2 separate regions of the Homo sapiens genome follow, and region 1 is linked to region 2. Evidence: chromatin contacts called from ENCODE Hi-C or POLR2A ChIA-PET data. All regions are on one chromosome and are shown on one strand. Each heading gives the region's core, a stretch centred on a gene start or an enhancer-like site at or near the end of the contact. The rest is flanking DNA. Distances are from core to core; before and after follow the strand shown. Region 1 holds the start of SOCS1 (suppressor of cytokine signaling 1). Region 2 holds the start of CARHSP1-DT (CARHSP1 divergent transcript).

The links. Hi-C counts contacts between places; a loop is a spot of excess contacts on that map. ChIA-PET counts read pairs that join two places held with the same protein, here RNA polymerase II (POLR2A). Pooled maps may share reads with other maps.
Region 1: a map of CD4-positive, alpha-beta memory T cell shows a loop between it and region 2 (15-fold over the local background). The contact joins the promoter of SOCS1 here to the promoter of CARHSP1-DT in region 2. A Hi-C loop is called at or near these places in 2 of 168 maps with a recorded cell type or tissue (CD4-positive, alpha-beta memory T cell and naive thymus-derived CD4-positive, alpha-beta T cell) and 4 of 50 pooled maps. POLR2A ChIA-PET finds 5 or more read pairs at or near these places in 1 of 52 experiments (Caco-2).

What each region holds. Positions count from the first base shown.
Region 1 is chr16:11,252,230-11,258,253 of GRCh38, reverse strand. SOCS1 (suppressor of cytokine signaling 1) reads left to right here and starts at 2,050. Exons shown (of 2, transcript NM_003745.2): 1 at 2,050-2,175; 2 at 2,726-3,837. The coding sequence starts at 2,776. The coding sequence ends at 3,411. All of the region lies in intron 1 of LOC105371082 (a long non-coding RNA gene), which reads right to left. RefSeq lists silencers at 1,405-1,604, 1,855-2,594, 2,695-2,744, 2,755-2,904, 3,315-3,404 and an enhancer at 4,015-4,184.
Region 2 is chr16:8,867,291-8,873,629 of GRCh38, reverse strand. It overlaps CARHSP1-DT (CARHSP1 divergent transcript), which reads right to left and starts at 4,349. Exons shown (of 2, transcript NR_186721.1): 1 at 4,302-4,349; 2 at 3,591-4,017. CARHSP1 (calcium regulated heat stable protein 1) reads left to right here and starts at 4,624. Exons shown (of 4, transcript NM_014316.4): 1 at 4,624-4,664. RefSeq lists a silencer at 4,302-5,261 and an enhancer at 5,402-5,461.

The DNA.
Region 1 (6,024 bases), core at 801-3,300, 2.4 Mb before region 2:
ATTTATTTTTTTTTGAGACAGGGTCTTAGTCTGTTGCCCCGGCTGGAGTGCAGTGACACAATCGTGGCTCACTGCAGCCTTGACCTCCTGGGCTCAGGCAATCCTCCTGCTTCAGCCTCCCAAGTAGCTGGGACTGCAGGTGCAATCCACTACGACTGGCTGATTTTTGTACTATTTTTTTTTTTTTTTTTTTTTTTTTGTAGAGAGGGGGTCTCACTTTGTTGCCCAGGCTGTTCTCAAACTCCTGGGCTCAAGCAATCCTCCTGTCTTGGCCTTCCAAGTGCTGGGATTATAGGCATGAGCTACTGCGCCCTGCTAGAGGTACTATTATTATCCCCATTTCACAGATAAAGAAACCATGGCAGAGAGGTTAATTACATGCTCAAGGTCACAAGAATAGAAAGGTGCAGATTTGGAACTGGGTCTCCTTGTATTCCATCACCCTCCACAGAGTGTGGCCTCCAGCAGATGTTCAGTGGACATCTCTCGAATGATCACACACCTGACCTCTGGTGCAGGCAAGGTTCTGCATCTTCTCTCACCCCCTCACGCACGCGCACGCACACACACGCACAACCTAGGAGGCTACACCAATGACCACCACCAGCCCTGGCCACATGCAGATTCAGGGCACTGATGGGGTGCTAAGCTGGGCTGATTCTGGGCCACTCCCTGTGTTCAGGAGGTTAATAAGGACCTAGGCTCTGCCTGGGGAAAGAGGTATCGTGGGGCCAGGGAGGCGGGAAGGGACTGGGCACCAGGGCTTCCAGGAGAGAAGCCGTCTGAGAGCTGTCTGTAGAGGGCAGTGTGTCCCAGTGTGAGGCCAGTAACCAAGTGCCCAGCCTAGCCAGGTTTTTATGTGGCCCCTTGTGATGCTGGGGCTCCTCACATGCCTTCATTCAAAAATACACGGAGCAGCCAGGCACCTACTCCATGGCCTCGCACGACAATCGGAATCACTAAATCACAAACACGTGTGCAAATTACAGCCCCGACCACCGACCGCCCACCATCCCAAGCCCCGGCCGTGTGTGTGGTGGGAAGGCAGTCTTTGAAGGGCAGATGCCTGACGGAGCAGTAGGAGGGGGAAATCTATGAGGAAGGGGTCGGGGGAGAGGAGGGCTAGGAAACCAGGTTTGGGGATTCATCACGTCTGAGAATGCACCATTTTTTCACTGGGCTCCAATTTGATGTCGTCCAGCTGCACCTCTCCCCAAAATGAAGACGGGGAAGGCGAGATCCAGGTCCAGAGCTCCCAATCTGCAAGCCATTGCAAATCCCAGCCCCTCCCCAGCCTCAGTTTCTTCCGCAGCCGGGTAGTGGGAGCGCAGGGAGGGCAGTCGAGGCCACCAGGGACCTTGCCCGGCCCCGCCCAGTTTCCGAGGAACTGGGCCGGGGTGGAGGCGCCCGCGCCGCCAGGGGTTCCTCTGAAGCCTGTGGTCAGGCCGCCGCTTCCCGGGAAGCCCGAGCCAAGACCAGAGACCGCGGCCGGCCGGGGCTTCGGGACAGCAGGGCGGGCGACTGAGGGCGTCGACGGCGGGTGGAGCAGGGGCTAGGAGGGGGTCTACGGGTGGGGTCAGGCTCAGGGTTGGGGACACCTTCTGTGGCCTCCTAGGGGGATCTGGCTGCAGGGGAGGAGAGGACAGGGCTCTGCCCCCGGCGGGTGTGGAGACAGCTGGGGCGGAGGAGGGTGTGTCAGGGCGCGTCCCAAGAGGGCCTGGCGGCAGAAAGTGGAACCCGAGGTAGCGGGGCAAAATCGGGGTCGCCAAGTCCGAAGGAGGGGTCCGAGAAGTGGCCGGAAGGCGCAGGGTCGGGGCCAGAGCCCCTCGAGAGGCGGGTGCTGGGGCAGGTGCGAACAGGCGGGCAGAGGGCCCCGCGGGAGGGTCCAGAAGAGAGGGAAACAGGGCCGAAGCGGTCCTCGCCGGACGCCACCGCGGAAAGAGAAACCAAAAGTGGAGCTGGGGGCGGGGCCGGCAGGGGGCGGGGCCTCCCGCCGTCGCCAGCCCCGCCTCCGAGCCGGTTTAAAAGACTGGCGCAGGGGCGGGCGCCGAACAGAGCGAGCTGCGGCCGTGGCAGCTGCACGGCTCCTGGCCCCGGAGCATGCGCGAGAGCCGCCCCGGAGCGCCCCGGAGCCCCCCGCCGTCCCGCCCGCGGCGTCCCGCGCCCCGCCGCCAGGTGAGCCGGGCCCTGGGCGAGGAGGCGGGAGGGAGGAGGGAGGGGAGTCCAGGGCAGCCAGGAGTCGGGCGAGCCTCGGGGGCTGCAGAATGGGGTCGCGGCCGCGATGCCCCTGACCCTCGCCGGCCCCACCCAGGCCGCCCCCCGCGCGCGGGGCTCCCGCAGCACAGCCTTTCTCCGGCCCTAGCCCAAATCGCCCAGACCAGGCGCGGATCCCAGCCTGGCCAGCAGGCGGCGGGCGCGGGGCGGCGAGCCGGGGCCGGACGGCTGGAGCCAGAACCGGCTGCTCTCCACGCCCCCCTCTCGGTGCTGCCCGGAGGCCGGACTCCGCCTCCACCGAGCCCCCACCCGCCGGGAAGAGCTCCGCGGAGTACAGAGCCCATTTTCTAGCTGTGTCCACTGAGGCTGAACGGATCCGCGCGGACTTGGTGCTCCGTGCTCGCCCCCTAGGGCCGGGTCCGCCGGGAGCGCCGCCCTCCGGAGTTGTCCGGCCGGCGCACACCTGCCCGGCCCCGCAGCGCCCCAGCTCACCTCTTTGTCTCTCCCGCAGCGCACCCCCGGACGCTATGGCCCACCCCTCCGGCTGGCCCCTTCTGTAGGATGGTAGCACACAACCAGGTGGCAGCCGACAATGCAGTCTCCACAGCAGCAGAGCCCCGACGGCGGCCAGAACCTTCCTCCTCTTCCTCCTCCTCGCCCGCGGCCCCCGCGCGCCCGCGGCCGTGCCCCGCGGTCCCGGCCCCGGCCCCCGGCGACACGCACTTCCGCACATTCCGTTCGCACGCCGATTACCGGCGCATCACGCGCGCCAGCGCGCTCCTGGACGCCTGCGGATTCTACTGGGGGCCCCTGAGCGTGCACGGGGCGCACGAGCGGCTGCGCGCCGAGCCCGTGGGCACCTTCCTGGTGCGCGACAGCCGCCAGCGGAACTGCTTTTTCGCCCTTAGCGTGAAGATGGCCTCGGGACCCACGAGCATCCGCGTGCACTTTCAGGCCGGCCGCTTTCACCTGGATGGCAGCCGCGAGAGCTTCGACTGCCTCTTCGAGCTGCTGGAGCACTACGTGGCGGCGCCGCGCCGCATGCTGGGGGCCCCGCTGCGCCAGCGCCGCGTGCGGCCGCTGCAGGAGCTGTGCCGCCAGCGCATCGTGGCCACCGTGGGCCGCGAGAACCTGGCTCGCATCCCCCTCAACCCCGTCCTCCGCGACTACCTGAGCTCCTTCCCCTTCCAGATTTGACCGGCAGCGCCCGCCGTGCACGCAGCATTAACTGGGATGCCGTGTTATTTTGTTATTACTTGCCTGGAACCATGTGGGTACCCTCCCCGGCCTGGGTTGGAGGGAGCGGATGGGTGTAGGGGCGAGGCGCCTCCCGCCCTCGGCTGGAGACGAGGCCGCAGACCCCTTCTCACCTCTTGAGGGGGTCCTCCCCCTCCTGGTGCTCCCTCTGGGTCCCCCTGGTTGTTGTAGCAGCTTAACTGTATCTGGAGCCAGGACCTGAACTCGCACCTCCTACCTCTTCATGTTTACATATACCCAGTATCTTTGCACAAACCAGGGGTTGGGGGAGGGTCTCTGGCTTTATTTTTCTGCTGTGCAGAATCCTATTTTATATTTTTTAAAGTCAGTTTAGGTAATAAACTTTATTATGAAAGTTTTTTTTTTAAAAAAAAATAAGTTTTCTAGCGAGTGTGCTTTGGCCAAAAGTTTAACTTGGTTCTGAACAGGTCCAGGGGAGAGGGTCCTAAGGCTGACCTGCTGGGCTGCAGGTGGTGTACGGGGCCTGCCCTGTGGCTGGGCATCCCTCACGGTTCCACCCACAACTCTCCAGGGAGAGAAACGGTTGGTCTAGTTTTGGCGTGTGTCCGGTAAGACAGCAGCTCGCGTTTGAGCACTTTGTGCGTGCCAGCCCTAATTCTGTGCTTTGCATACTTAAATTTACTTAATCCTATAAAGAGAGGCACAACCCTGTGAGGCACGGGCTCTTATTTCCATTCTACAGAAGGGAAAACTGAGTAAATCTGCCTGTGGCCATTCCTGTCAAAGACAACACTTGGGCCTTTTTTTGGCTGTCCACTAAACATCTGCTTGAAATGGATAACAGAGAGGAAACTTCTTTGGTTCTATGACCACAACAGCTTCCAGGAAGGGGTGGGGGTGGGGGCTTAGTGAGTTTTTGGACAGAGGAGTGGCACATTCTGAACCAGCATCAAGGGATACTCAGTTGAGATGAGATGGGGGATACAGGGCTGGGTCTAGCTTCCTTCTTCTCACCCTGCTCTGTCTTGTGTACTTTTTGGTGAACACACAACTTGGAGCCAGAAGGAGACTGTGTGGTCTGTGGTGGCGGGAGGGTGCTGCTGGCGGCTAGGGCAATTCCCCTTGCCTCCCTGGGCCTCCACCTTTCTAAGGGCAACTTTCTGCGCATCATAGAGGAGGTGGATGTTTTCAGGAGCCAGGGAAGGGAAGAGTGGCTCCAGGACGTTTGTGGGGCTGGCCCACAGCACCAGAAAGTGTCCAGGACCTGGGTTTCTGGCAACTTCTGTGTCTTTGGCCAGCCTGACACATGGGCCATGGTGGTAACTTGAGGGTTGTACTCAACACATGGTGAACTGAGTCATTTTCAGATTTAGGGTTAAGCAGCCTGGTGGACACGTCATACTTCATCTTTAGAAGATAGAGTGGCCCTCTTCAGCCTTGGAGACACATATAATAGTGTTCTAATGCTTAATAATACTTTTCAGACTTGAAAGTACAACATAAAATTAACTTGATGGTCAGAGAGTCAGAGCAGCCCAGGCCTGTCTTGGGGATTAAGTAGGCTCCAGGACTTTAAGGATGGCCAGAAGAGATTTAGGATCTCAGAGAGCTTTGGCAATTTCATCCCTTAATAAGGTGAAGTGGGAGGGAAGGAGGTGATGTCTTGTCTCTATCTCCAAAAATCTTGCTTTTTCTTTTCTTTTCTTTTCTTTTCTTTTCTTTTTTTTTTTTTGCCACACCCCTGCCCTTTCTTCTCTGCTGTGGATTAATTAAGTCCTGTCCTTGTTCTTTCCTGTCTGTTGCCTGCTGTGGGCAGTGTCTGGAGAAACAGAAATCCAAGATGGCAATGCTTGGGGATCTGGTTGTAATACTAGTATACTCACAGACCCTTAGTGACCACTCAGTGGCTGTGCTGGCCCCATTTTACAGATGGGAAAACGGGCTCCAAGAGGCAAAGCAGGACCACAACAAGGGGTGGAGCCAGGTTTTGCAAACCCACTCAGGACTTTTTCAGAGGCTGGGTACCACTAGGCAACCGGAGGACCTAACCGCTGCAGTAATAATAGCAGCTGCTCATATTTCTATGTAGCATTGTCTGTGCAGGAACTGCTCCCAGGTCCCGCATCACCTGTGTAAAACATTGAACTCACACCCAGCCTTCCGATGTAGGGACTGTGAACATCCCCGTTTTACAGATGGGAAAACAGGTCCTCCTCAAAAGAGGGGTCAGCTAGCAGGTAGCTTGCAATATGTTACAGTTTTTTTTCCTCCTTTGAAAAAAGTATGAAAATCGTATTTTCCTTACGCAAGTGTTGGGTATCCAAACCCATTCCCCTTGCAGAACTTGAAGCAGAACAGCTAAGAGTAAAGGCCCCCTCTGATCACACTTCCCAGAGCTGGCCCCTTCCTCCCTTTATGAGTCACTTAAATCCATACTAACATAGGTACAGTGACCTAAAGCCCTGGGAGCTGCACCCCACGTCCCGTGTGACAAAGTGTGTGCAGGCATCACTGAAGGGGGAAAAGGCTGTGTGTGTGTGTGTGTGTGTGTGTGTGTTTGTGTGTGTGCGCGCGCACCAGCGCCATGTGGCT
Region 2 (6,339 bases), core at 3,100-5,599:
AGAGGCAGGTGGATTGCTTGAGCTCAGGAGTTCGAGACCAGCATGGGCAACATAGAAAACCCGGTTTCTACTAAAAATAATTGAAAAAAATTAGCCAGGCTTGGTGTTGCGCACCTGTGGTCCCAGCTACTGGGAAGGCTGAGGTGGGAGGATGGCTTGAGCCTAGGAGGTGGAGGTTGCAATGAGCCAAGGTCGCACCACTGCACTCCAGCCTGGGTGACAGAATGAGACTCCATGTCAACAACAACAGCAACAACAACAAAAGACTATACACTTTAAATGTGTGCATTTAATTGGATGTCAGTTATATCTCAATAAAGCTGTTGGAAAACAGGATTTTTCAGGGAGTGAAAGAACTCTGTATGACACTGTAATGGGAGATCCATGCCATTATACATTTGTTCAAACAAATAGAACGTACAGCTCCAGGAGTGACCCGCATTTAAACCACGGATTCTGGGCGATGACGTGTCAGTGTAGGTTCACCCACTGTAACAAATGTACCACTCGGGCGTGTGATGTGGATAGCGAGGGGGTGCTGTGCGTGTGTGCTGGTCAGGAGTGTTTGGAAAATCCCTGTATTTTCTGCTCAGCATTTTTTTTTTTTTTTAGATGGAGTTTCGCTCTTGTTGCCCAGGCTGGTGCGCAATGGTGCGATCTCAACTCACGGCAACCTCCACCTCCCGGTTGATTCTCCTGCCTCAGCCTCCCGTGTAGCTGGGATTACAGGCAAGCACCACCATGCCCAGCTAATTTTGTAGTTTGTCAGAGACTGGGTTTCTCCATGTTGCTCAGGCTGGTGTCAAACTCCCGACCTCAGGTGATCCGCCTGCCTCAGCCTCCCAAAGTGCTGGGATTACAGGTGTGAGCCACCACGCCTGGTCAGTTTTTTTGTTTTGTTTTGTTTTGTTTTGAGACGGGATTTCTCACTGTATTGCCAGACTGGAGTGCAGTGGTGCAATCATGGCTCATTGCAGCCTCGACTTACTGGGCTCAATGTATCCTCCTGCCTCAGCCTCCCAAGTAGTTGGGACCAGAGGCATGTGCCACCACATCCAGCTATTTTTTTTTTTTTTGAGATGGAGACTCACTCTGGTGCCCAGGCTGGAGTGCAGTGGCGCGATCTCGGTTCACTGCAACCTCTGCCTCCTGGGTTCAAGCAATTCTGCAGCCTCAGGTTCCTGAGTAGCTGGGATTACAGGCGCTACCACCACGCCCAGCTAATTTTTGTTATTTTAGTAAAGACAGGGTTCCACCATGCTGGCCAGGCTGGTCTCAAATCCTGACCTCTGGTGATCCTCCCAAAGTGCCGGGATTACAGGTGTGAGCCACTAGGCCCAGCCCTTTCTGCTCAATTTTGCTGTAAACCTAAACTGCCCTAAAAAGCAAAGTCCGTGTTTGTTTGTTTGTTTACAGACAGGGCCTCCCTCTGTTGCCCAGGAGTGCAGTGGCATGATCATAGCTCACTGTAACTTCTGACACCTGCGCTCACATGATGTGCCTGCCTCAGACTCCCAAAGTGTTGGGATTATAGGCATGAGCCACTGTGCCCAGCCCTTTTTCTTTTTTCTTTCTTTCTCTCTCTCTCACTCCTCCCTCCCTCCCTTTCTTTCTTCCTCTTTTTTTAATTTTAGAAATAAAATATGCTATGTTGCCCAGGCTTGTCTTGAACTCCTGGCTTCTAGGCATCCTCCTGTCTTGGGCTCCCAAGTAGCTGGGATTATGGGCATGAGCCACAGCACCTGGCCGTGGATGAATTTTCATAAAGTGAACCCACCCAGGTACCCAGACTGAGGGACAGAAGTTTACCAGATCCTAGAATCCCACCTTGTGCCCCTCCTGGTCATGGCCTCCCCCCACCCCCACCCCAGTGTCCCCGCTTGTTTATTTGTTTATTTATTTATTTATTGAGGTGGAGTCTGGCTCTGTCGCCCAGGCTGGACTGCAGTGGCACAATCTCGGCTCACTGCAACTTCCACTTCTCAGGTTCAAGCAATTTTCATGCCTCAGCCTCCCGAGTAGCTGGGATAACAGGTGTGCACCATCATACCGGGATAAGTTTTGTATTTTTAGTAGAGACAGGGTTTCACCATGTTGGCTGGGCTGGTTGTGAACTCCTGAGCTCAAGTGATCCGCCCTCCCAGGCCTCCCAAAGTACTGGGGTTACAGGCATGAGCCACTGTGCCTGGCCTTGACTTTTTAAAAACAGCTTAACTGAGTCATAATTCACACACCATACAGTTCACCCATTGAAAGCACACAATGCAATGATTTTTAGTATATCCACGGACTTGTGCAACTATCGCCACCATCACTTTCAGCACATTTTCATCATCTCAAAAAGAAACCCCTGTACCTTTTAAGTATCAACCGTCTAGCCCGCACCCCCACCCCCAGCCTCTGGCAACCCTTAATCTACTTCCTGTTTCTAGAGATTTGCCCATTCAGAACATTTCATACAGATGGAATCACACAAAGTGCGGCCTTTGTGTGGCTTCTTTCTCTTAGCATATTTTCAAGGTTCCTCTATGTTGTAGCTTGCATCAAGATTTCATTCCTGTTGATGAGTGAATAGTTGTCTACTGTATAGATACACAACATTTTGTTTATCCTTTCATCACTTGATGGACATCTGAGCTGTTTCTCCCTTTTGGCTACTATGAGTAATACTGCTATAAATCTTACTCTGTCACCCAGGCTGGAGTGCAGCAGTGCAGTCACGGATCACAGCAGCCTCGATCTCCTGGGCTCAAGGGATCCTCCCACCTCAGCCTCCCCAGTAGCTGGGACTACAGGTGGGTGCTACTACTCCTGGCTAATTAAAACTTTTTTTTTTTTGGTAAAGAAGGGGTCTTACTATGTTGTCCAGGCTGGTCATAAACTCCTGGGCTTAAGAGATCCTCCTGTCTCGGTCTCCCAAAGTGCTGGGATTACAGGCGTGAGCCACCACGCCCAGCCCAACAAGTAAATCATTATTTATCTATTTATTTATTTTTGAGATGGAGTCTTGCTCTGTCGCCCAGGCAGGCTGGAGTGCAGTGGCACTATCTCGGCTCATTGCAAGCTCCGCCTCCCGGGTTCACGCCATTCTCCTGCCTCAGCCTCCCGAGTAGCTGGGACTACAGGGGCCCGCCACCGCGCCCGGCTAATTTTTAATATTTTTAATAGAGACGGGGTTTCCCCGTGGTCTCGTTCTCCTGACCTCGTGATCCGCCCGCCTCGGCCTCCCAAAGTGCTGGGATTACAGGCGTGAGCCACCGCGCCCGGCCTATTTATTTATTTTTAACTTTTTTTCCCCCCCGAGACGGAGACTCGCTGTCGCCCAGGCTGGAGTGCAGTGGCATGATCCTGGCTCACTGCAACCTCCACCTCCCGGGTTCAAGTGATTCTCCTGCCTCAGTCTCCCAAGTAACTGGGATTACAGGCACCCGCCACCAAGCCCGGCAAATTTTTGTATTTTTCATAGACACGGGGTTTCGCCATGTTGGCCAGGCTGGTCTCCAACTCCTGAGCTCAAGTGATCCTCCTGCCTCGGCCTCCCAAAGAGCTGGAATTACAGGCGTGAGCCACCGCACCCGGCCTCAAGTAAATTTTTGTGTGGACAAACATTTTTATTTCTCTTGGGCGCGCAGACACCTAGGAGTGGAGTTGATGGGTTTTATGGAGACTCCAGGGCTCGTGGTTTGAGGAACCGCCGGGCTTTTTCCACAGCAGCTGCGCGGTTGTTCCCACCAGCCGTCTAGGACGGTTCCTTGCCTGGCTTGGACTAGTTGGTTTCGCTGCTGGGCCTTTTCCCCAGTGGCCCCAATAGGGGCTGCAGAGTGAGGCAGGCACAGTCCTCACCGCCGCCTCCGGGGGCCCTGTTGTCCCGGGCGAGCTCCGGGGACCTCTCTCCTTCCCCGCGCCCCTCAAATACCAAGCTGACCCTGGTCCCGGGATCTAGGCTCGCCTTCAGGGGCTGCTCTCGACTGGCCGTGCCCATGGGCTGGTCGCCTCTCTGTGCCTCAGTTTCCTCTCCTGCAAAACAGAGGTAACATTTTTTACCTCCAAAAACAGAGGACTCAAGGAAGGCTAGAAATGAAACAAGAGAAGAGAACAAAATCAAAATCCCCAACGAGAAAACAAAACCCTGTTTTTCTGGTGTGTGTGTGCGTGTGTATTTTTTCTTTCCCTTTTCCTCCTTTCTGTTTTTTGCTTGTTTTCTTCCGTCTCTCTTTTCATTCCTTTATTTCCTTTCTGCTAAAAGTGACACCCTCCGGGATTATACAGATTTTAGAGCCAAAGGCAGGTGGGAGCCGCACCTGGCGCGCGTGGCGAGGGGAAGGAACTGCACGGGCGCAGGGACACAGTTCCCCCACTTTGCAGGGGCGTTTTCTGCTGGTGGGTGCAGCCCAGCTCCGCCCCGCCCCGCCCCGCCCCGGCCCCTACGTCCCGCGCTCTGCGTTCCGCTCTCCCGCCAGTCTAAGGCGCGGACACAAAGGTCCTGTCCGGGCCACTCCCGCCCCGCCCGCCCCCACCGTCCCGGGCTCCCTCCCGCAGCCCCATTGGCCGGGAGCTCCTGGGGGCGGGGATCGGCGCCCCACCCCCCCTCGGGCCACGCCCCCTCCCCAGCTCCGCGCTCTCAGTCGGAGCGAAGCGGCTGGCGGAGCAGAACGGATTGCAGGGTAGGGAGCTCTTCTCGGGGACCCCAGGATAGGCGCCCCTGGCCCGCGGCCCCGGGAGCCGCAGGGGTGGGGCCTCGGCCTCCTCTGCCTCCATCGTCCCCCATCCTGCAGGGTCTTCTAGCTCGGCAGAGGAGGGCTCCGGGCTGGGTTTCTCGGGGCCTGTTTGGGGAACGCGGGTTGCTCCTCCCCAGGGGAAGGGGTGGGTGTGGCAACAGCGGCAAGGATTCTAGGCGGACGTCGGGTAGTACTTCCCGCCTGGCCACCTGTTCTCTGCGTGCAGGGGAAGCTCTTCCCGCCCTCCCCGCTGCTTTTGCCTTTGGGCGGGAGCCCTGGACGGGGGACTCGCCGGGCGGTGGGGCGAGGCGCGGGGGGCGTCGCACGCGGGAAGCAGAGCCACCCCCCGCCGGGCCTGGCCGCGCCAGCTGTGGCTCGAGGTTGGGACGGCGGCCAGGCCCGGCGGGGGAGGTGGGGAGCCGTCCTGGCGCCGCGCGATTAGCCGCATCTGGGGGAGGAGGAGCCGCCGGGCGCGCTGGGCCCGGGTGTTTGCGCCCGGATGGGGGTGGGGGTGCCTTAGGCGCTGGAGAAAAACTTCACCCGCGCCCACAGGCCCCCTTTCCGCAGGCTGCGCTGGCGGTTCAGGTTTGCAGGCCGGAAGTGAAATGTTCTTTTTTGATTTTTAAAAAGGAAGCCTCCGGCCCTATGGTTTTCTGGGGTTGGAGTGGATGTGTGTGCTGGGGGAGGCGGAGACGTCCCGCTCCAGGCAGGGCCTTGGGTCTTAATAGGTGGGGAAATCTCTGCCAAATAGGAGGCCTCTCGGAGCCTCAGTTTCCCCATCTGCAGACTGGGCTCTGACTTCTTCTGGCATGAGAGGGTGTGTGAGAGTAAAAGGAGGCAGCTAGCCCCGTGCCGGGAGACACGTAAGCTACTGTTTTTTAACTTGCTGTTTTGATATTTCTCAGTCTCTCTGTGCCCAGTCTTGCTTGCCCCTGTCATTTGCTGCCACTCTGAAGCCAGAGGGAACTTAGAAAAACAATCCGCTTAGATCTACCCCACGCTGAAAATCGTCCACCGAAGTCCCATTGTCGTCTAAGTCCCCAACTTCTCAGCAGGGCTTCCTGTTATCTTCCGCCACTACCTTCTCCAGCCTCTCTCTGCCTCTGTTCTCCCTCCCTTCGGGCCTTTGGCCCTCCTCTGGGCTCGGGGTCCTCCTTGGAGACCCCACCGCCCTCTGCACTCCCTGGGTGGCCTCGGTGATGACCGTGAGTTCTCGATGCTGGTCCCTTCAGGGCAAGAAAGAGGCGCAGAGCCCGGCTGGGAGTAGATGTTTTCAATGAGCTGAGCTAGGCCTGGCGTGGGGCCATGGGGTGGGGTTGAGGGTGGTTGACGGTGGGTCCCCTAGGTAGGGGATCGGTCTTTGTTCCACCGAGTGGCAAAGCCAGCGCATTTGGTTTGTGTTCCATCAGCAGGGGCAGGAATGGGAGGGAAGGTGATTTCAGATGGGCCCGTGCCTGACACTTCCACCATCAGCCGCACTATTGTGGACTGAGCCCGCCGTGCGCTTGGCATTTTCGCGGCACCATCTGCACAGCGTCCGAGCCCTGCGACGCAGCACCGCTCCTGTCCCCTTTGACAGATGAGGAAACTCGGGTGGGGCGGTGAAATCGCCTGGCAGGGG